2 separate regions of the Homo sapiens genome follow, and region 2 is linked to region 1. The links are chromatin loops, found by intact Hi-C in ENCODE. Cell type or tissue: CD14-positive monocyte. All regions are shown on one strand. Links, peaks and the distances in the headings refer to the core of each region. The heading gives the core; the rest is flanking DNA. Region 1 has its middle 15 kb from the start of TNNI1. Region 2 overlaps CSRP1 (cysteine and glycine rich protein 1).

Evidence for each region. Hi-C counts contacts between places; a loop is a spot of excess contacts. Peaks named below come from ENCODE experiments on the same cell type or tissue, not always from the same donor. Only the 100,000 strongest peaks of a DNase experiment are listed, where the experiment ranks them.
Region 2: a loop joins it to region 1, with 5 times the contacts of the local background. A loop is called at or near these places in 63 of 110 quality-filtered maps.

The regions. Positions count from the first base shown.
Region 1 is chr1:201,431,355-201,442,793 of GRCh38, reverse strand. No RefSeq gene overlaps it. Among named protein-coding and RNA genes, the nearest start is that of TNNI1, 15 kb to the right of the region's middle. In CD14-positive monocyte, for the core only: CTCF peaks have their summits at 6,786 and 6,985; a DNase peak (open chromatin) is centred at 6,883.
Region 2 is chr1:201,484,741-201,496,179 of GRCh38, reverse strand. CSRP1 (cysteine and glycine rich protein 1) reads left to right here. Exons shown (of 6, transcript NM_004078.3): 3 at 5,836-6,004; 4 at 7,196-7,325; 5 at 10,804-10,897; 6 at 11,391-11,439. Among named protein-coding and RNA genes, the nearest start is that of CSRP1, 17 kb to the left of the region's middle. In CD14-positive monocyte, for the core only: no CTCF peak of the experiment used is centred there; DNase peaks (open chromatin) are centred at 6,259 and 6,729; H3K4me3 peaks cover 743 bases; H3K27ac peaks cover 2,138 bases.

The DNA.
Region 1 (11,439 bases), core at 5,859-8,358:
CTGGCCTCAAGTGATTTGCTGGCCTCAGCCTCCCAAAGTGCTGGGATTACAGGCATGAGCCACCACACCAGGCCTGCATTTGCCTTTTTGTTACTGATTTATTTCACTTAGCTTAATGTTCTCAAGGTTCACCTGTGTTATATCATGTGTGAGAATTTCTTTCCTTTTTAAAGCTGAATAATATTCCATTGTATGTATATATCACATTTTGTTTATTCACAAGCTTATTGGTTTTAGATGGGGTCTCTTTCTGTTGCCCAGGTGTACAGGTATTCCATTGTATGTATATATCACATTTTGTTTATCCATTCATTTGTTGTTTTAGACAAGGTCTCACTCTGTCACTTAAGCCGGAGTGCAGTGGCACAATCATGGCTCACTACAGCCTCAACCTCTCAGGCTCAAACAATCCTCCTGCCTCAGCTTCCCTACTATAGTAGTCCCAGCTACTTGGGAGGCTGAGGCAGAAGCCACCATGCCTAGCTAATTTTTTTTTTTTAATTTCTTGTAGAGGTGGGACCTCACTATGATGCCCAGGTTGGTCTCAAACTCCTGGGCTGAAGTGATCCTTCCACTTTGGCCTCCCCAAGTGCTGGGATTACAGGTGTGAGCCACCGTGCCCAGCCTCCATTCTTTTGTTGATGGACACTTGTGTTGCTTCTACCTTTTGGCTATTGTGAATAATGATGCTATGAACACAGGTGTACAAATATCTCTTCAAGATCCTGCTTTCAGTTCTTACACTCAGGAGTGGAATTGCTGGGTCATATGGTAATTCTATTTTTAATATTTGAGGAACTGCCATAGTGTTTTTCACAGTGGCTGTATTTCTATTCCCAACAACAGTGCACTAGTGTGCCAATCTCTCTATATCCTCACCAACACTTGTCATTTCCTGTGTATTTGATGGGAGCCATCCTAATGAGTGTGAGGTGGAATGTGGTTTTGGTTTGCATTTCCCCTATCAATTAGTGAAGTTGAGCATCTTTTCATGTGCTTATTGACTATTCATATATTTTCTCTGGAAAAATACCTGTTCAAGTCCTTTGACCATTTTTTAATCTGGTTGGTTGTTTTGTTGTTGAGTTGTAGTTCTCTATATGTTCTGGATATTAATATCTTATCAGATACATGATTTGCAAGTATGCTGTCCCATTCAGCAGGTTGCCTTTTCACTCTGTTGGTAGTGTGTTTTAATGCATAAAAGTTTTCAATTTTTATGAAGTCCAATTTGTCTATTTTTGCTTTTGATGCCTCTGCCTTTGGTGTCATATCCAGGAAGTCATTGCCAAATTCAATGTCGTAAAGTTTTGCCCTACATTTTCTTCTAAGTGTTTTGTAGTTTTTAGCTCTTATATTTGGGTCTTTGGTCCATTGTGAGTTAATTTTTGCATATGGTGTTACGTAAGGGTCCAACTTCATTCTTTATCATGTGGATATCCACTTTCCCCAGCACCATTTGTTGAAATGACTGTCTTTTTCCCACTGAAGGGTTGTGGCACCCTTGTCTAAAATCATTTGACCATATATGCGAGGGTTTGTTTCTGGACTCTCTATTCTATTCCATTGATTGATATGTCTGTCTTTATGCCAGTACCACACTGTTTTGAAGACTGTAGCTTTGTAGCTAAGTTTTGAAATCAGAAACTGTGAGACCTCCAGCTTTGCTGTTCTTTTTCACAATTGTTTTGGGTTTTAGGGTCCTTTGAGGTTCCACATAAATTTTAGGATGGATTTTTCTATTTTTAAAGAAGATGTTGTTGGGAGGCACTAATGCCTCCCAACAACAATCCTCTGTTCCTGTTAGCTCTTTCTCCACAGGCACCTTCTCTTTGCTATAAACATGCTCACTTCTTTGTCATCCTAACAACTACTCCTTTGACCCCGTGTCCACCTCAGATATTTGTTCTATTTATCTTTACATATTTTAAAATCCAACCTCCTTGAAAAAGAAGCTCACTCTCTCACTTCCTCATGTATGCCCACGTGCTTCTTTTTATTAGCTGATTTTAATTTTTATGAAGACAATGAATGGCCACAGTTTAGAAAGATGAAAAAGTGCCACATTTCTTATAATGAAAACAGCAGTTTCCTGTGCCCCACTCTCCCCAAAGGCAGCCACTTAATTTTTCTGATATTCCAATGTGTATTTGCAACAACAGCCTGATAGTGCTCTTTGTAGATTTTTCAGTTTAAATACTATCTAGCCCAGGTGTGGTGGCTCATGCCTGTAATCCCAGTGCTTTGGGATGCCGAGGCGGGATCACCTGAGGGCAGGAGTTTGAGACCAGCCTGGCCAACATGGCAAAACCCCGTCTCTCCTGAAAATACAAAAATTAGCTGGGTGTGGTGGCGGGCCCCTGCAGTCCCAGCTACTCAGGAGGCTGAGGCAGGAGAATCACTTGAACCTGGGAGGCAGAGGTTGCAGTGAGCCGGGATCTCGCCACTGCACTCCAGCCTGGGCGACAGAGCGAGATACTCCATCTTAAAAATAAATAAATAAATAAATAAATAAATAAATAAATAAATAAATTAATTAAAAAAATAAATACATACTATCTAAACTGACTTCTTGTGACGGAAGGCAAGAACAGTGCAAACCTCACCCCAGCCCCCATGCAAACCCATCCCCCATCCTTTCAATACATTTAGTTTCATCTCAAGTTTTGGTTAAGTTAAAAATAGTTACATAACTTTGATTAGATAAATTTTCTTACATCCCATGTAGTATATTATGATTAACCTTCCCTACTTATATGATTTTTGGTTTTCTCTGAAGTTAAGTTTTGCCGTGTTTTTATTTGCTTAGTTGTCTATATATGTTTCATGACTAAATTAGCCTCTTTTTCCTCTTGGCCTAGAGGGCTCAGTAGATCCAAACCTGTGAGGAAGTTATGAGCACTCTTCTCTCTTCTCTCTTTTCTTTTTTTTTTCTTCCATACCCCTCGCCTGCCCCCAGTCTCCCGCTCTAATCTGTGCTAGTTACTTACTGGGCCTCATATACAGCTGTTAGTGATCCTAGAGCTTCCCTCTCCACTGTCCTGGGAATTTCCTTTGCCTCTTACCTACAGGATCCCAAATTCCCTGAACCCCATGCCTGCCTTTTGGTGATTTGCTCCTTCGTTTTGGTGAAACCCAATCTCTAGTACCTTCCTGAGAAAAGAGGCAAGAGAATTTAGAAACTTTGCATATATGAAAATATCTTTCTTCTGCTTCTTTTTTTTTTCTTTTTTTTGAGACTGAGTCTCACCCTGTTGCCCAGGCTGGAGTGCAGTGGCACCATCTCGGCTCACTACAAGCTCTGCCTCCTGGTTCAAGTGATTCTTCTGCTTCAGCCTCCAGAGTAGCTGAGATTACAGGCATGTGTCACCACGCCTGGCTAATTTTTGTATTTTTAGTAGAGACGGGAGTTTCACCATGTTGGCCAGGCTGGTCTTGAACTCCTGAGCTCAAGTGATCCGCCTGCCTCAGCCTCTCAAAGTGCTGGGACCATAAGCATGAGCCACCACACCCAGCCAGAAAATATCTGTCTTCTACCTTGACAGTTAATTGATAATTTACCTGGGCATACATAGAATTCTAGTTGAAAATTATTTTCTCTTAGAATTTTTGGGCCAGGTGCAGTGGCTTATGCCTGTAATCCCAGCACTTTGGGAGGCCAAGATGGGCATATCACTTGAGGTCAGGAGTTTGAGACCAGCCTGGCCAGTGTGGCAAAACCCCATCTCTACTAAAAATACAAAAATTAGCTGGGCGTGGTGGTGCGTGCTTGTAATCCTTCCTACTCAGGAAGCTGAGGCAGGAGAATTGCTTGAACTCGGGAGGCGGAGGTTGCAGTGAGCCGAGATTGTTCCAGTGCACTCCAGCCTGGGTGACAGAGGGAGATTGTCTCAAAAAAAAGAAAAAAAAAATTTTTTAAAGAGATTTTTCTATTGTATTCTAGTTTCCTGTGTTGCTCTTGAGAAGCCTAAAACTATCCAACTTTGAATCTTTTGTATGTGACCCATTTTTCTCTTTGGAAGTTTCAAGTGTCTTCTCTTTGTCTCCCGTGCCTTAGGTCTTTGTGAATAATACAGCTGGGACTTGGTAAGCCCTAGCCCCTGGAACGTTGTGCGTTCAATTTCTTTGGTAACTATCTCCATTTCCAGCTCTTTGTTTTGTTTTTCTGGAGTTCCAAGTAGTAAAATATTGGACTTCCTGGATGATCTTGAATTTTCTTATCTTTCTTGATCTATTTTCCATCCTTTTTTTGTGCCTCTGGAATCTTTCTTCAACTTTATTTTCTAGCCCTTCCAATTAACATGTTATTGTTGCTGTCATATTCCTAATTATTAAGAGTTCTTGCCGGGCGCGTTGGCTCACGCCTGTAATCCCAGCACTTTGGGAGGCCGAGGCGGGTGGATCACGAGGTCAGGAGATGGAGACCATCCTGGCTAACACGGTGAAACCCCGTCTCTACTAAAAATACAAAAAATCAGCCGGGCGTGGTGGTGGGCGCCTGTAGTCCCAGCTACTCGGGAGGCTGAGGCAGGAGAATGGCGTGAACCCGGGAGGTGGAGCTTGCAGTGAGCCGAGATCGCACCACTGCACTCCAGCCTGGGCGACAGAGCCAGACTCCGTCTCAAAAAAAAAAAAAAAAAAAAAAAAGAATGAGAAAGAGTTCCTTTTGTTTTCTGAATGTTATTTTTTCCTTTTTTGTATGGATTCTCTTCCCATTTCATGGGTGCAATATTATCTCTCTGTCTTTGGAAATATTAATCATAGTTTTTTGATGTTTTGTTCTGTTGTTTGCATTGTATGTTTTGTAAACCAACAAGTGTCTGAGACAGATCTCAGTCGATTTAGAAGTTTATTTTGCCAAGGTTGAGGACACGCTTAGGAAAAAGAAACACAAACCACGGTAGGATCTGTGGCCTATGCTTTTTTCCAGAGAGGGTTTTGAGGACTTTAGTGTTATATTAATTATTAATAAAATTAATAATATCACATTAATTAACTATATTAATAGTCCCTTCAGGACTCTGTCTCCCCTTGACTTCTGTGACATCATACTAATCTTATTCTAGCCCTGTCTCTTTTTCTCTCCTCTTCTGAGTTTCTTCCTCTGCCTCCCTTTAAAACACATCAATGGTTGGGTGTGGTGGCTCACACCTGTAATCCCAGCACTTTGGGAGGCTGAGGAGGGTGAATCACCTGAGGTCGGGAGTTCGAGACCAGCCTGGCCAACATGGTGAAACCCCATCTCTACTAAAAATACAAAAATTAGCCAGGCATGGTGGGCACCTGTAGCCCCAGCTACTCGGGAGGCTGAGGCAGGAGAATCGCTTGAACTGGGGTGGGGGAGGTTGCAGTGAGCCAAGATTGCACCACTGCACTCCAGCCTGGATGACAGAGTGAGACTCTGTCTCCAAAGAACAAAACAAAACAAAACAAAACAAAACAAAACAAAACAAAACAAAACACATCCATGCCCCTTGGGGCTTATTCTTAACCTTCGTCTCTTCCATAGTGAGAGTAAACTTGCTAGAGTTCCCCACACACCATGCTTTCTTAGGCCACTGTGCCGTGGCCAGGCTGTTCCTTGGGTCTGTAGTGCCCTTTGTCCTTGGTTGCCTGATGAACTCCTATACATCCTACAAAACCTGGCTCAGGGCTTATGCCCCCTGCAAATCTTCTCTTGAGTCCCCTCTGAGAGAATTAATCACTACCTTCTCAGTATGACATTAAAACACGTTATTGCATGTATTATAAATGTTTGGGGAGTTTTTATATATTCATGTGGCCAACAAGGCAGGAAAAGCAGGCTTCCCTTCTGTCTGGATTTTAGACTGCATCACAAAAAATTCACATTTATCAAGGTAGGTGGAGAGGATACCAGGGAGGGTATAGCAAGAGTATACTTCACTCCAGGCTGAACCCCCTGAATTATTCTGAGGTGGCTGCACCTGGAGTTGGGAGTGAATATCATTTTGTTACAGGCTGTGAGATTCTTGGCTCCCTGGACTCCGCAAGGCACCTTGGGAACCTCAATATCCTTCAATAGTGGAAACGGGAATTTTCTTCATACCTCGGTCTCCTGAGGCATCAGGGACCATCCACTCACTCCTGGCTCCACACCTCCCTCTAGGGTCAGCCGCCTTCTCTCCAAGCTCTCTCCACTTCTCAGTGTCACTGTTGGCCACGCCCAGAGAGGAGCAGGGGCTACTGCAGCTGGTGTCTCTTCCTGGGATGAAGCATCTTGAAGTCTTTAGAGACACTTGTGCACACACTACAGGCCTCCTTCCCATGTGTGTCCTTGAATGGGTTCCAGAGGGTCTCTGAGCCCGCTGGAATTGGTGTGGAATAGCTTTTGGCTTTTCAAAATGATGTGTGTGAATGCTTTTGCATTGCAAAAGTTTTCAAAGGAAGCTTGAACCCCCTTCCAAAAGTTAAGAACCATAGAACACTTAGATCCTCAAGGGAATTCTGGGATTACAGGGAGACCTCACTTTAAGAAAGATAGACAGGTCCAAAGCAACTATGTTGGAGTTACAGTAACTGCATTGCAAGACGCTTCTCTCACATGAACTGTATTTGTTGCTCTCCAAGCTTTAGCCCTGGAATCCACCCAGATCACCTAGCTGTGAACAAGCGTGCAGGGAAGGTTCAGGGAGTGATGAATAAGAGGCTGGGACTGGAAACACTTTTGATTGTTTATCATGTGGGTGGAGGGAGGAGGGACATTCACATACAATCAGCCACTTTGAAAATTTCACACCCAAGCGATCTCAGGCATATAGTCAGTCACAAACAAGTCACCCACACGTTCTTTCCCTTTCTCTCTCTGTTTCTCTCTCTCTCTTCACACACACACACACACACACACACACACACACACAGGCACGCGCACACACATGCACACACATGCACCAAGGCTCACCAATGCTCCCTCTGGTGGCAAGAAGAAGAACTTTATCTCTTTATTCCAGGAATAGAAATACAGCTCCCGGGACTAGGTCAGCCAATGCCAGGTTTTTCTCACATAACCCACACGGAGTACTGAAACAAAATTCACAGTTTTATAATGCCACTGTTTCATGCAGTGCCTTCAGGGCATTTTATTAAACCACAAAATACCTGGAGCTCACTAGCAATGACTGATCTTACACACAATAACTTGGATATTAAAAATTCTTGGGCTGGGTGCGGTAGCTCACTCCTGTAATCCCAGCACTTTGGGAGGCCAAGGTGGGCAGATCACCTGAGGTCAGGAGTTTGAGACCAGCCTGGTCAACACGGTGAAACCCCGTCTCTACTAAAAATACAAAAATTAGCCGGGCGTGGTGGCTGGCGCCTGTAGTCCCAGCTACGTGGGAGGCTGAGGGAGAAGAATCACTTGAATATGGGAGGCAGAGGTTGCAGTGAGCCAAGGTTGCACCACTGCACTCCAGTCTGGGTTACAGAGAAAGACTCCGTCTTAAAAAAAAAATTATTGGTTGAATCCTGTTATTGGCTGCCATTGGACATAATTAAAAATCATACTTTATGTTTTCTTGATTATTTCATCTTTTATGTTATTTTGTAGATGATAATGTGAATCAGGATAATAACAATAATAATCTGCTAAAAACATAGAATGTTGTTCTCAGATTAATAATAAAGGGTGTAAAGTCAGGTCTCAGTGTAGCAGCCCCGGGTCACCAACTTTGAATGAAACATTTATACGCCTGGCCAGGTGCAGTGGCTTACACCTGTAATCCCAATGCTTTGTGTGGTCAAGGTGGGAGGATCGCTTGAGCCTAGGAGTTTGTGACACTCTAGGCAAGAGAGGGAGACCCAGGACCGCTTTACACCCTTTGTTAAGGACTCCAAAGACCTTTTGTTTAAGTCAGTTAAATCTATCAATATTCTCCATATCAGAAATTAAAACTGAGAAAAAAGGTAAACATATATATGTTTGAGACAGAGTCTTGCTCTGTTGCCCAGGGTGGAATGCAGTGGCACAATCTTGGCTCACTGCAGCCTCCGCTTCCTGGGTTCAAGCGATTCTCATGCTTCAGCCTCCTGAGTAGCTGGGATTCCAGGCATGTGCCACCACGCCTGGCTAATTTTTGTATTTTTAGTAGAGACAGGGGTTTCACCATGTTGGCCAGGCTGGTCTTGAACTCCTGAGCTCAAGTTATCTGCCCGTCTCGGCCTCTCAAAGTGCTGGGATTAAAAGTGTGAGCCACCGCACCCAGCCTAAAATATATTAATTCATTTAGTAACTATAATAAGTCCATTTTACATGTTAACTTATTTTATTATATGTCATAAATAATGTAACAATATATTATACATTATAATGTAAAAAATAAATACAAATAAAATATTATTTAATATAAATAAAAGGTTTTGTGATAAAATTACAGAGCAGAAATACCTAGTGAAGAGTGGCATTTTATTACATTTTTACAAATCCTTTTACTTGTCTGGCCTAATAGAAAACAGTTGGATTCTCATATCTGCTTTGCAATCAATCTGTTTGTTAGAAATACAACAAAAAAATATCTAGTCTTGCATAGATATGTAGTCAGAAAACAGAAGTTTTTTTTTCAAGACAGATTCTCATTCTATTGCCCAGGCTGGAGTGCAATGGCATGATCTTGGCTCACTGCAACCTCCACCTCCCTGGTTCAAGTGATTCTCCTGCCTCAGCCTGCTGAGTAGCTGGAATTACAGGTGCACGCCACTATGCCCAGCTAATTTTTGTATTATAGTAGAGACGGGTTTTACCATGTTGGCCAGGCTGGTCTTGAACTCCTGACCTCGTGATCCGCCCACCTCAGCCTCTCAAAGTGCTGGGACTGCAGGAGTGAGCCACTGTGCCCGGCTGAGAGAAGTATTTTAATAGCATTTTCAGAGAATTGTGGATATTCTTGGGTACTACATCAAAACTCGATAAGTGGGAGTTTCTTAAGGGTTAGCTACAATGTACAATCTGAAACCTATCAATAAAGTTTTAATACTCTGGATTTTGTGACATTATGCCTTGGTCATTTGGAGGATATTGATGTTCCGAGTTATGCATATTTTCCAAATGTTGATGCATTTCATACATTAAACAATGATAAACAATTACATTCTTAATATCACCATTGATCTTATCTGAAAAGTCTTTACGTGTTTGGGAACCTGTCAAGCTCATGATGGCAGATAGAACTTTTCAAGATTCAAATTTTTGTTGGAAAGCTTGAATTTTATAATTGGCAACAAGTACTCTGAACTGTTTTCCTTGGAGTTACAGGCTTAGGCTGGGTGCGGTGGCTCATGCCTGTAATCCCAGCATTTTGGGAGGGTGAGTCTGAAGGATCACCTGAGGTCAGGAGTTTGAAACCAGCCTGCAACATGGTGAAACCCCGTCTCTACTAAAAACACAAAAAATAGCTGGCCGTGATGGTGCATGCCTGTAATCACAGCTACCCGGGAGGCTGAGGCACAAGAATCACTTGAACCTGGAGGGTGGAGGCTGCAGTGAGCCGAGATTGGGCCACTGCATTCCAGCCTGGGTGACGGAGCAAGATTCTGTTTCAAAAAAAAAAAAAAAGTTACAGGCTTACTTTGTTCATTTTTGAGAAAATAGTCAAGTCCAATTAACAGTTTTTCTTTTTCTTTTCTCATCTCTTTATTTTTTTTTGAGACAGGGTGCCCCTCTGTTGCCCAGACTAAAGTATGGTGACTTGATCTCAGCTTACTGTAGTCTCGACCACCTGTGCTCAAGTGATCCTCCCACTTTAGCCTTCTGAGTAGCTGGGACTACAGGCATGTGCCACCACGCGTGGCTAATTTTTGCACTTTTTTGTAAAGACGACGTCTCTCCATGTTGCCCAGGCTGGTCTCCAACTCCTGGACTAAAGTGACCCTTTCACCTTGGCATCTCAAGGTGCTGGGATTACAGGAATGAGCTACTGCATCCGGCCAATAGTCCCCTCCCCTCCCCTTTCCTCCTCTCCCCTCCCCTCCCCTTCCCTTCCTTTTTTTTTTTTTTTTTTTGAGATAGGATTTCATTCTGTTGCCCAGGCTGGAGTGCAGTGGTGCTATCTTAGCTCACTGTAGCCTCGACCTCCCAGGCTCAAGTGATCCTCCTGCCTCAGCCTCCCAAGTAGCTGAGACTACAGGTGCACACGATTATGACTGGCTAATTTTTGTAATTTTTGTAAAAATGAGGTCTTACATGTTCCCCAGGCTGGTCTCAAACTCCTGGGCTCAAGTAATCCTCCCACCTCGGCCTCCCAAAGTATTGGAATTACCAGTGTGAGCCACTGCATCCAGACAATAGTTTTTCAATCAGTCCTTTTCTCAAGTAAAAATGATGCCTTGGCTGGGCGCAGTGGCTCACACCTATAATCCCAGCACTTTGGGAGACTGAGGTGGGTAGATCACCTGAGGTTGTGAGATCGAGACCAGCCTGACCAACATGGAGAAACCCTGTCTCTATTAAAAATACAAAATTAGCCAGGTGTGGTGGTGGATGCCTGTAATCCCAGCTACTTGGGAGGCTGAGGCAGGAGAATCGCTTGAACCCTGGAGGTGGAGGTTGCATTGAGCCGAGATTGTGACATTGCACTCCAGCCTGGGCAACAAAGGCGAAACTCCGTCTCAAAAAAAAAAAAAGATGTTTTATGATGGAATACAGCACTTATAGCTTACACAGATATATAGATATGTATTCCATATACTTTGGTCTATGGCAGAAGTGCTCTATATTCTAAACATATTTAATTTAATACAATTAACATTTTTTTCTGTTTCATCAAGGACGCTTAAATAAAACTGGCTTTTTGGCCCCAATGACTGCAACATGGGAAAGAATAAGTCACCAGTTTTACCCACCATTGCCTTCGCACTATCAGCCCACATGCCAATCCAATGCAAAGATAAATATGGTACCCCCAGGAGTTGGTGGACCACTCTTCGAGAAGCATTACCACATCGCAAACCCAGGATAGTCTGTGACGGGGCGGAGAGGGGTCTGTCTTAGGGGGCCTAATCCCTCTCCACCTCCTGCTTTGGCTGGGGAAATTCATTCCACCCCCAGCTCCCAAGGCCCCCGTTTGGTTTCCAGCCTCTGCTGCAGCAGATGCACTCTGGGTGTAGTTATATGTCTGCAGTCCCGTTCCCTGCTGGACTGACAGTGAGCACCTTGGAGCTGGGCTTTGTGTTACCAATTTTCCTATAGCTGAGCCCTGATGAGCAGCAAAGAGATGGGTTGAAGTGTGGCTGGGAGTCTGCATGTATAAGGAAGCAAAGGGAGGCCTCCTCTTTCTTGCACAGAGAGGAGGGTAGCAGCTTGCCCCTCCCCCTGCCCCATTGTGAACAGGGTGAGACCCCATGAAAGCCCTATCCTCAGAAAGAGGCTCAGCCCAGCCTCAGAGTTTTGGAGAGGTTGTCCTATCCTGGCTAGGGTCTGGAAGGATCTTC
Region 2 (11,439 bases), core at 5,218-7,717, 54 kb before region 1:
CAGGCCCTATTGCTGTTGCCTTGGACACCCTGGACGGGCCTGCCCCCACAGGCTGGGCCTGTCAACACCCCAGGGAACTGATCCCATGGGATGTAAACAGCTTGACATTTGGCTGAAGCGCAGCTGGGCAGGGAAACACTTCAGGGCCTCTTTGTTCCGTTCAGAAGCTTCTTTCTAAGGGATGAACTGGCCAGAGCGGGTCGGGGTGGCAGGCGTTCAGGGGCTGAAAGCCAAGCTGTAAAGACTTGGTTAAGAAAACTTTCCACTCAGCTCTCTCTTCTCTCTCTCCCTGTCATGATTTCACCATTTCAGAGGAAAACACTTTCAGCCCTTTGCACCCTAATTATCTCTTGTTCAAAGGCAACAGAGGCCACAACCTCATGGTGAAGCTGAATCTGGAGGAAGAGTGGGGCTCCTCCTTCCTCAGCCCCTTGCAGGCTGGCCTGTTCAGTTCTTCACTTCCCATTCCCACTCAGCCTGGGATGAGAGGAAGAGGGAGTACAAAGTTCCCTGATATCTACTCCTAAGAAGCCAGAGCAAGGTTTGCTCCAGTCATAAGCCTAGATGAGTAAGAAATCAGACAAAAGAATACCAAGCAACTGACAGAGGTCAGGTCGACCCAGGGATCCTGACACCGTGATGCTGCACCCACTGGTACCTGGGCCAGGTGATGTTTCCAGGATGTGGCAACTTGGTGAAGCCTCTCCTCAGGTTCCTAAATGAGTTGGTTCATTGTGATCAGAGCAGAAGGTCTGGGTTAGAAGAAGAGGCAACTTCAGCAAGGTGCATTTTCTTTCTTAAGACAGAGTCTCACTCTGTCACCCAGGCTGGAGTGCAGTGTCTCACTGCAGCCTCCACCTCAAATGATCCTCTCACCTCAGCCTCCTGAGTAGCTAGGACTACACATGCATGCCACCATGCTCTGCCAATTTTTAAAAAAAATTTTTAGAGAGACAGGGTCTCCCTATATTACCCAGGGTGGCGTTGAGCTCCTGGGTTTAAGCAGTCTGCCCACCTCAGCCTCCCAAAGTGTTGGGATTACAGGTGTGAGCCACTGTGCCCGCCAAGGTACATTCCCCATGATGGTAGGCAGAATGGATGGTAGAAGAATGTCTTAGTTAAAAAAGATTCGGTGTTTATTATCTGTGTGATGATGGACAAGTTACTCAGTTTCTCTCTGGTTGAGTTTTCTCATTATTACGGAGGAGGTAATAATAGTTACCTCATGGGATTGTTGTGAGAATTAAAATGAAAGAAGCTTGTAAGACAAAGCACTTAAAATGATTATGAGTGTTGAAGAAATGATATGCACACACACATGCGCACACACGTGCACACGCACACACACACACGCACACTGCTGAGGGATCTGTAGCAAGATGGTGTGATACAAAGAAGCCCTCACCAGGGTCTGAGGCCCCTGAAGATGGGGAGATCCAAGAATGGGGTCCTGTCTGTTCTGCATTACACGAAGCAAAGTTTCATGATTTGTGCTCCAGAGTAGGATACAGATGGGCCAAGAGCCACCTGTTCAATGGACGTTTGCATCTCTGCCTGTCGCTAGGTAGACCCACCTGAGGCCACCCCGCACAGGGCAGCAGGGGCCCCACATCCTGCTCAGCCGGGCCTGGAGTGACAGCTCCAGGGCTGCGTCTGATGAATGGGGAGTAAACAAGGTTTAGTGGAGCTTTGTTGGCTTCCAGCCTGCAAAGGAGGCCAGAAACAGCAGCGTCTTGTTATCAGCAGTTCACTACTCTTAGGAATTTCCAAGCCGTTTATCTTTCCAGAGGGAATAAGAGAGAGCTTGGTGCTGGCTGGGAAGGGGGTCTAGGCTGCTGGGGTCCTAAGGGCCCCTCTCTTTGCTCTCAGATGTTGCTTAATCACTGACCATAAGGGGTCAGCTGTGGGCGGGGGTGCCTGCCTGCAGACCTGTTTACGGAGGAGTAGTCGGTCAGAGGGTTGAGGGAAGTCAGGAATTCAGGGGGTGGCATAGGAAGGAAGGAACAGGGCCTGGGGCAGGGTGTGAGGGGCGCTGCGGATGAGAAACAGTTGTAGAAAGTCAGGCTGGGGAGCAGGGCTCTTGGCGGGGTGCGGGGGTGTTATGCAATGAGCAGCCGCAGGAAGCAGTCTCAGGTCACGCTAGGGTCTCAGGGCCAGTGCAGCTATTGGATATCAGAGCACCAAGTGGACCCCCTAGCACTGCACATGTCCCAGCAGGCTGAGCCATCTCCACAACTTGCTCATTCATCATGCCTAACACAGCACCTGGCACAAAGTGGGTTCCTGACAAAGATTTGTTTATGAATGGAAGGCACATCATTTCTCTTTTCCAGTGAAGTGGGTGATAAGTGTTCACCCCATTCAGGGTGCCCACTGAATCAAAGGACTTTCCCTCCCGAGGAAGGGAGAGGCTAGCCAGGTCTGGGCCAAGGGCAGTAAGGGCCATCTCCCTCATTGGCCAGGCCTGGTTGGGTCCCCAAAAGCAGTTGTGACCATGTGGGTTCTTGGCTCCAGATTCTACTCAGCTTGCCCACCTACATGCCTGTATTAGTCTACTCTCATGCTGCTAATAAAGACATACCTGAGACTGGGTAATTTATAAAGGAAAGAGGTTTAATGGACTCACAGTTCCACATGGCTGGGGAGGCCTCACAATCATGGCAGAAGGCAAAGGAGAAGCAAAGGCATGTCTTACATGGCAGCAGGCAAGAGAGCTTGTATGGGGGAACTCCCATTTATATAACCATCAGATCTTGTAAGACTTTTTCACTATCACAAGAACAGTATGGCGGAAGCTGCCCCCATGATTCAATTATCTCCATTTGGCCCAAGGAGAGATTTGGGTGGGAACACAGCCAAACCATATCAGTGCCCTTTCCTGAGTGTCTGAATGGGCGGGAGGAAGACATGATGATGTCATAGGCAAAGGTGGGGAGAATGACCTCCACCCTGGGCTTGGCCTGGGACCAGGGACTGAGAGGGCCTACAGTATACTCCCATGGTCTTGAAAGGGGCTGCCAGATCCTATGAGCAGGTGGTGGTTCAGAGGCTGGTGGGAAAGCTCAGCTCCGTGGCTGGGAACCTGCCCTGAGGTTATGTGCCCATCTCTGAGCTGTACCCAGCTCCCTGCTGGGGAAGGTGGGTTAAGCAGCCAGCCCTGAGGAAAGAAGAACTCTGTGATGGTGGCCGATGGAACAGGGCCCCACAGGTTGGCCCTGGGCTGTTCCCTAGAATCCAAGAGCACAGGGGAAGCTCACGGAAGCCTTGCACACTTTCTGACACCAGCGTCTCCTCACCTGCAGGCTGAGACTTACTGACACTTTTCACCCTCTTGGCCCCACATGTGTGGCCCACTGGAGGGGAGCAATGGCTGGCAGAAAACCACCAGGTCTGGAGGTCAGGGGCTGGGTTCTGGCCTGGCCCTGCATCTGGCCAACACGTGATCTGGAACTGTTTTGTGGGCCTCGGTTTTCCTTCCAGAAGCAGAGAATCATTCTCTATTTCTGAGTGGGGCAAGGGGGCTCTGACCTCTCCCCTGGGGCTGCCTTTTCCCTTTATTTCCAAGCAGTATCACAAGGGCCCACCAAAGTGGCATCTGGAAGTATGTGTTTCCAACAAATCCAGTCTTTTTTTTTTCTTTTCCCCTTATTGGCTTACCATGATATGGTAGAAATTTATTCAGGCCTGCCTTTAAAATTCCCCTTGATTGAGTCTTTGGTGGATCTTACAAAGACTTTGGTGAGTTGCAGAGTCTCTCAGTATATCACCTGGATGGAGGTAGAGGGGCAGAGGGCCACGATGGGCAGGATTGGGCCTCTGGGAGAACAGAAGGGCCAAGGCAAAGCAGAAAGGAGCAGGGAGGTCCTCGGCAGGGGAGCCATCTGGAAGATGTCAACTTGCAGGCCCTGAGGTCTGCCCTGGGCTGAGTTCCTGGGTCTCCTACTGGAGAGATCAGCCAAAATACACCTCTGTTCCCCCAAGCACTCTTTGCTTTCTGCCTTCTCTCTGGTCTTGGAATTTTCAGTTCAATTGGGATCTTACAGGAAAACAATTCCAGGCCAATTCCTGACTTCCCACCCTAGAAGGGAATGTTGGAGCCCTTGGCCTGTGGTTCCCTCTCCCTCCTTCTTGGGAGCTGGTCCCGGGGGGAAATGGTGGGAAGTTCCATATTTGGATGGCCCAGAGTGCTGGAATGAGATGGAGATCTCCAGAGCAGGACAAGAGGGTCCTTATTTAGTCTGAAGTCTCCAACCTGGGGCTTAGGGTGAGAGAGGAGCTGGCAGAGGGATGGACCCTTTAAAGGCAAGAGGATGGCAGTTGCAAGGAAAGGAGCTGAGAGCTTCTCCGAGGGTGGTAAAAGGCGTGGCTTCTCCAGTGGTATCCCTCGGTTTCTATGTTCAGGACATGTTTGAGGATGCGTCCAACTGAGATGCTGAACTCCAATATTTAAGGAATATGATCAAACCGAATTAGGATTACAGGACAAGTAAAGAAAAAGAATGCAGTTGAATCTCTTGAGAGGAGTATGTGAAAGTTAGAAGCAATGATCTCTTGAAGCTGGGGCCTGTCCCTCCCACTTCCTTGTCTCCCGATGGTACTAACTTTATATAATACTAATAAGAGTAGCCAACATTTATTATGCATTTGTTGTATGCAGGGTATTATGCCAAGTACTTCACATGTCAGATCTCATTTGATTCTCACCACCAGCTTTTGGGGCAGACATTATTATGTTCATTTACAAATGAGGACACAGAGGCTGGAAAGGCAAAAAAAACTTGCAAATGGCTGGAAAGGGAGAGAGCTGGGATTTGATTCTGGGCAGTCTGACTCTTCATGACCCCAGGCTCTGAACTGCTTTAACTTTATTTTTATTTTTAAAAGTTTTATTTATTTATTTATTTTTAAATAAATAGAGACAGGGTTATGCCATCTTCCCCAGGCTGATCTCAAACTCCTGGGCTCAAGTAATCCTCCAGCCTTGGCTTCCCACTGCTGGAACTACAGGCATGAGCCACTGCACCCAGCCCAAACTGTTTTATTCTGGATAGCTGGGCATAGCTCCCCTCTGAGATTAACAGGACGAAATATGAGGCCCACAGCCTTTCCAGCTCAGACCATTGCAATCCCTAGTTCCTTCCGTTCCACTCTCTCTTACCCCAGGAGTCAGGAAGTTCTTCTGTGTCTGACCCTCACTTCTTCCTGTGGTAAAGTGATTTCTGAGATTAGAAACTTCAAATCCTCTTGTGATTAGCATGAGCTGCATCCCATTTCAAAGCCCACCATGTTGGGCACTTAATAAATGTTAAACATTTCTTATGGGGTATCACATCACCTGCATCTCCCCCCGTTGGCTCCCTGCCAACATGCACAGATAGTCTCTTCTGGATTCCACTGTTGAAGGCAGGAAAACTGCCCTTCTTTTCTTTTTCCTCCTCCCCCATTGGGACATATGGTCTCTGTTGAGGGCAGAGTGAGGAACCTCAACAGGCGTCCTGTGGCTTGGGGTCAGCCTAGGCTGTTGCCTCTGAACCCTGTGTTGCACTGCAGCCTGAGGAAGTTTAGGGGTGCAGAGGACCAAAGGAGACACATATGGATTCCTGGAAGAGGAATTGGTGTTGGCCAGCATTTCTAGAGTCGGATATGCAGATCCCATCCCTCTGTCCTCCCACCCATTGGCCATCCCGCCTGCCTCCATTTGTAGACAGTTCCTGAAAGATCAGGATATTATGTATGCAAAGAGGCCAGAGAGCTTCAGCTGTAAGAAGCTTGCAATGAGCAAGAAGGTCACCCCAGCTTCAACTCAATGCGTCCGCTTCCCCTTCCCCTCCACAGTGGTCTGCAAGAAGAATCTGGACAGTACCACTGTGGCCGTGCATGGTGAGGAGATTTACTGCAAGTCCTGCTACGGCAAGAAGTATGGGCCCAAAGGCTATGGCTACGGGCAGGGCGCAGGCACCCTCAGCACTGACAAGGGGGAGTCGCTGGGTATCAAGCACGAGGAGTGAGTAAAAGATCCCCTCCCAACCTTTTTCTTGAGCTCTCTCCCCCACCCTGTATTAGGCCTCATGTGTATTTACAACCATTTTTGGGTAAGCAATGGAAGGCTCAGAAAACCAGTTATTTAAAAGGCAGTCACAGAGCAGTGTCTATGTGTCAGGCTGCTGCAGGAGCTGGGGATGCAGCAGGGACTAAAACAGGCTGGGCTCCTCCCTGCAAGGAGCGTGCATTCTATATTTGTATGAGAGTCAGAGCTGGGAGGGGCCCCAAGAATCACTTAGTCCAATTTCCTCTTTTTTTGTTTTTTTTTGAAAGGGAGTCTTGCTCTGTCACCCAGGCTGGAGTGCAGTGGTACAATCTTGGCTCACTGCAGCCTCTGCTTCTTGGGCTCAAGTGATCCTCTTGCCTCAGGCTCCCGAGTAGCTGGGAGTACAGGCATGTGCCACCACACCCAGCTAATTCTGTATTTTGTAGAGACAGGGTTTCACCATGTTGCCTCCTCTTTTTATAGATGAGAAAATCCAGCCCAGGCTCAGTGACTTGCCTGGGGTCCCACGGCTAGTGAGTGTCGGAGCCAGATCAGGGGCTCAGGGCAGCACCGTTGCCACACCAGCCTCACTGTCTCAGCCCTGCTATCTCTCACTACTGAGAAGAAGTCATTTCCCTTTCTTCGAAATGCCATAGGGTGTCATCAGCCCCACCACACCCCCCTCACCCCACGGCACTCCCTGGCCTCTGGGTAAATGGTGGCTGTTGGCAGTCAGCCTGGCTTGCTCCTCGGCCTGGGGGGTGGACGGAAATGATGGATGAATTACCAAGTTTCAGCCAAGGTCATTGCCCCAGTGGGAATGATTCATCAGCAGATTTCTCCTGTAAAGAATCTGATAATAGACCAGCTGCAGGAATGAGGGGCAGAGGAGGGCAATTCTTAGCAAATGGGGTGTTAAATGATTCTGGGGTTAACTGGGTGACCGAGGGAAGTATGATGTTACAATGGAAATAACATTGTGCTGAGGCTTGGTTTGTCCATCTGTAAAATGGGAGATGACCCTAGAGGCCCTAGCCTTTGTGACTTTGGCAGAGAGAATTGCGCGCTGCTCTGGCATGAGATGAAGGTAGGGTCATGCCCTCTCAGTGCCAGCCCCACCTGTACTTACAGTGTAAGTCACCTCACCCCATGCCCTTCTCCATGCAGAGCCCCTGGCCACAGGCCCACCACCAACCCCAATGCATCCAAATTTGCCCAGAAGATTGGTGGCTCCGAGCGCTGCCCCCGATGCAGCCAGGCAGTCTATGCTGCGGAGAAGGTGATTGGTGCTGGGAAGGTAAGGTGGCTGCTGGGCATGAGAGGGATGGGGGGAGATATCTTCCTGAAATGTGGATTCCAGAACTTTTAAATTGGTGACCTAGCTCTGCTCAGGGCAGCCTGAGCACTGGGGTTTAACCTCTTCTCTTTGTCCCTGTGGGTTGCATGTACCTGTGCTTTCCAGTCTCCAAGGAGCTCATATCAGCCATGAGCAGTAACATCCCCAGCATTGATGGACAATGGGCAATTCATAGGGAGTGGCAATGATCAATCTGTATCTCTAATATAGGAGAACAGAAAGTAAGGGTACGTGGATGGGCTGCAGAGGGTCCACAAAGCCCTGAAGATTATATACAAAGTTTCATGGGAACCTGTCTGTTTCTTAGAAGAAGATCCATAGCTTTTATTAAATTTTCAAAGGATTTGTGATCCCAAAAATATACATTCTGTTTCATGGGATGTGGACTCCCAAAAACCCATCCAAATACCCCCAGGGCAGAGATTTTCAAGGTTCAGACCTACCAGAGCCTCCTAGGAGGCTTTTTTCACACTGTTTAGAATTGCCGCACATGCCCTTCCCCCATGATATTCTGACAGTAGCCCCCAATCACCAATGCACAGTGAGAATCACTGTAGCAAATCAACAGTTCCCAATTGAGCTGATCACTTCCTTCAGATAGGCTGCAGTAGAGAAGAGGCAGAACTCTTGCCCCTGGGGTTTGCAGTGTCAGATTAGCAGTCAGAAAATCACAGAAGAGATGTCTTTCAGCTGTGGGGCCAGAGAGGAATTCTGGAGCATCACGTGAGGCCTGAGATAGAAAAGTGACTTGGCCAAGATCACACAACAAGGTTATGGAATGTCTGGGCCTGGAGCCCATCTTCATCTCTTCTGGATTCAGGTTTTGGCTTTCAAGGCTTTTTGACCTTGAGGAATGGGATAGGGGAATTGATCAAGAAATGTTAAACAATTAACACTTAGGCCAGTGTTAGAATCTCTACTCTCACAGTCATGGTTGGACAGAGATGGGGATTAGTATCCCTGTTGTACAGATGAAGAAACTGGGAGTCAGGAGGATTACATAATTTGCCCAGATCCGCTAGCTAGGAAGGGGCTAAGCCAGACTCAAGCCCAGGTTTGTCTGACTCCGAAGCCCTTGCTCTTACTGCTGTTACTACTGTTAATGCTACTTTGGGCCATTTAGCCTCTTCAAACCCATTTCCAAGGCTGCAAAATGGGAGGGGATCCTAGCACGGTGATTAAGAGCTTGGACTCTAGACAGCCTGCTTTGAATCCTAGTTTTGCCATTTATTGGCTGAGCGAACTTGGGAAAATTTAGCCTTCCTAAGCCTCAGTTCTTCAGCTCTAAAGTGGGCCTGGATGGTGGAGGAAATGCAAAGTGGACCAAGTAATGGCCCCTGACAAATAAGGCAGTTTTTTTTTGTTTGTTTGTTTTTGTTTTTGTTTTCTTTTGGCAGAATTTCACACTTGTCACCTAGGCTGGAGTACAGTGGCGCGATCTTAGCACTCTGCCTTCCGGGTTCAAGTGATTCTCCTGCCTCAGCCTCCCAAGTGGATGGGACTACAGGCACGCGCCACCACACCCAGCTAATTTTTGTATTTTTAGTGAAGATGGGGTTTGACCATGTTGGCCAGGCTGGTCTTGAACCAGCCTGGACCTCACGATCCACCCACCTCGGCCTCCAAAAGTGCTGGGATTACAGGTGTGAGCTACCACACCCAACAACAAGGCAGTTTTAATGATTAAATGAGATAGTACATGTATAATGTGCAATGTAGTGCCTGGTATGTCCTCAGTACAGTTTTGCTATTGTTATTATTATTGTTGTTTATTTTCAGGGATTATTTTGAGGTCACAATGAAGATCCTTGCCATTGACTAAAGGATATGAAAACAGGAGACATTAATATTATTATTAAGTTGGGTTTTTTGTTCTATCTCATTATGAGAATAGAAAATTATTAAGAATAGCTAAGAATCACTATTTCCATTACTTAGGCAGGCTATAAGGTAAAGTTAGGGCTGTACTAAGGAGTAGGATAAGAGAATTTTGCATTCAAGTGGAAAAGGTAGGGAGAAGCCCCACCTTTCTATTGCCTCGCTCAAGAAATGTTGAGCTGGGAGTACTTTTGGGTGCTTATGAATGAGCAAAGGGATTCAGCTTATTTTGGCAGGGAGGTGGCTAGGAAATATGAGGAGAGGTGTTGGTCTAGGTGTGATTCAGTTTTTCTCCAGCCTAGAGAGCTTGGGGTAGCAGCCCCTGCTTTACAGAGGAGGCAGCAAAGGCTGGGTGACTATTGAGGTTGCACCAGCACTGACCTAGACCCAGGTCCCCCCATTTCAGCTCTCTGGAGGAGAAGCCAATGTGCAAGGTTAGGCAACCAGGAAATCTGAGGGGATGAATTTCCTTTCTCATCCACCAGCCTGGGCACTGGGAGTGTCTTTGCCCTTAAAAGGCCTTGTTTTGTCTTATCTGACTGCTGCCTGCCTCTTGCTTTTCCTGGGTTAAGCAGAGCTGTCTACACATCAGCCTCTTAGCCTGCCCAGCTGTTGATGGGAACTGGCTGCGGAGAAGTCTGTCTGTGCAACGTCCCATCACTGTGTACAAACTCGGGCCTCACTTTTTTTCTGGGACAGCTGTTTGCCCTGTGTTACAGAATGCATGTGAGGACTAGATATTTAAACATATGATGCCTGGCCACAGAGAAGGTATTTGTAATTGGATTCTCCTGGACCAGCCCAGCCTCTGAAGTTCTAGAATTAGGTGCCTCCTTTGCCCAAAGGCTATCAGCTATTGGAGGGGAGGGTGGCAGTATGTCCCTCACTGGGTAGCTGTGAACACTAACTGACTTCACCAGTGTAAAGTGCCTGGCACAGGGCCTGGCACAGAGGAAGCCAGAGTCAATGTTGTCTAGTATCACTTTGGAAGGAGAATAAGTCTATGAAATGCATTAAACTCAGCAGGGAAAGTCCTAAGGAGTAGTTTCTCCAGGGGCCACAGAAGACCCTTTGGGTCTCTATGAGAGGCCCCAAGGCAACACAGGGCAGAGAGGTCTTTCTGGTGAGGGCTGTTCAAGTACTAAGTGACAGTACCAGGAGGAGTGCAAAGCCCTGGCTCACACCACTGATCTACTGGCAAGATGGGTCTGGAGAAGGCTCATCTGGCCCAGCCAGTGGGGTAACAGCTACTTTGGTGTTAAACCCACCCCCTCACCTGCCTTTTGTGGTATAGCTGGTGACCCTAATCATCAGGCCATTGCAACATAGCATGGAAGATGGTGCGAGGTGGCGTGTGGTCCCTGGCCTTCTCCCTCTACTGCCTTGCACCATAGGCCATGTCCTCCCAGCAGCACCAGCTGAGTAGACTTCAGAAGTGGCTTGAGCCCTTATACCATGGTTATGTCAAAGGGAGTGGGCCTGGGGTGGAGGGTACCCTCATCACTGGTGGCAGCCATTAACTATTTCCTTCCCTGCCTAGTCCTGGCATAAGGCCTGCTTTCGATGTGCCAAGTGTGGCAAAGGCCTTGAGTCAACCACCCTGGCAGACAAGGATGGCGAGATTTACTGCAAAGGTGGGTGTTTTCACTTCTAATTGAGGGTCAGGAGGCCCAAGGGGGTAGGGGGGCTAAGTAGTTTTGCCTTTGCTGAATGTAAACTAATTCCTGGCCTTGGGATCCAAGATCTGAACATCTAGTATGATTCCTTCATTGTACAGATGAGGAAACAAGACCAGAGGGGGAAAGCAACTTGGCCAGCATCATCTGGCAAATTGAGGCAGGCATAGGGCTAGACCCTGGCTTCCTAACTCCCAGTCCAATGTTCTTACAGCAGATGATGCTTCTATAATTTTGGTGGCAGGGGCAATGGGTACAGGGTACAACCAAGAGCCTCTTCGCTATTTTACTATTGAGATTGGGGTGCTGTGGAGGTGAGGGGGTACCAGTGGACCTTCCTTCCCTAGCAGTCTGGCTGGGCACTAGGAGTGGGGGATCTTCAGCAGGAGGGTGGGTGGTGTGGCTGGGGGTGGAGGAAGAACATGCCCTTATCTCTCTCCTCTCTCTGCAGGATGTTATGCTAAAAACTTCGGGCCCAAGGGCTTTGGTTTTGGGCAAGG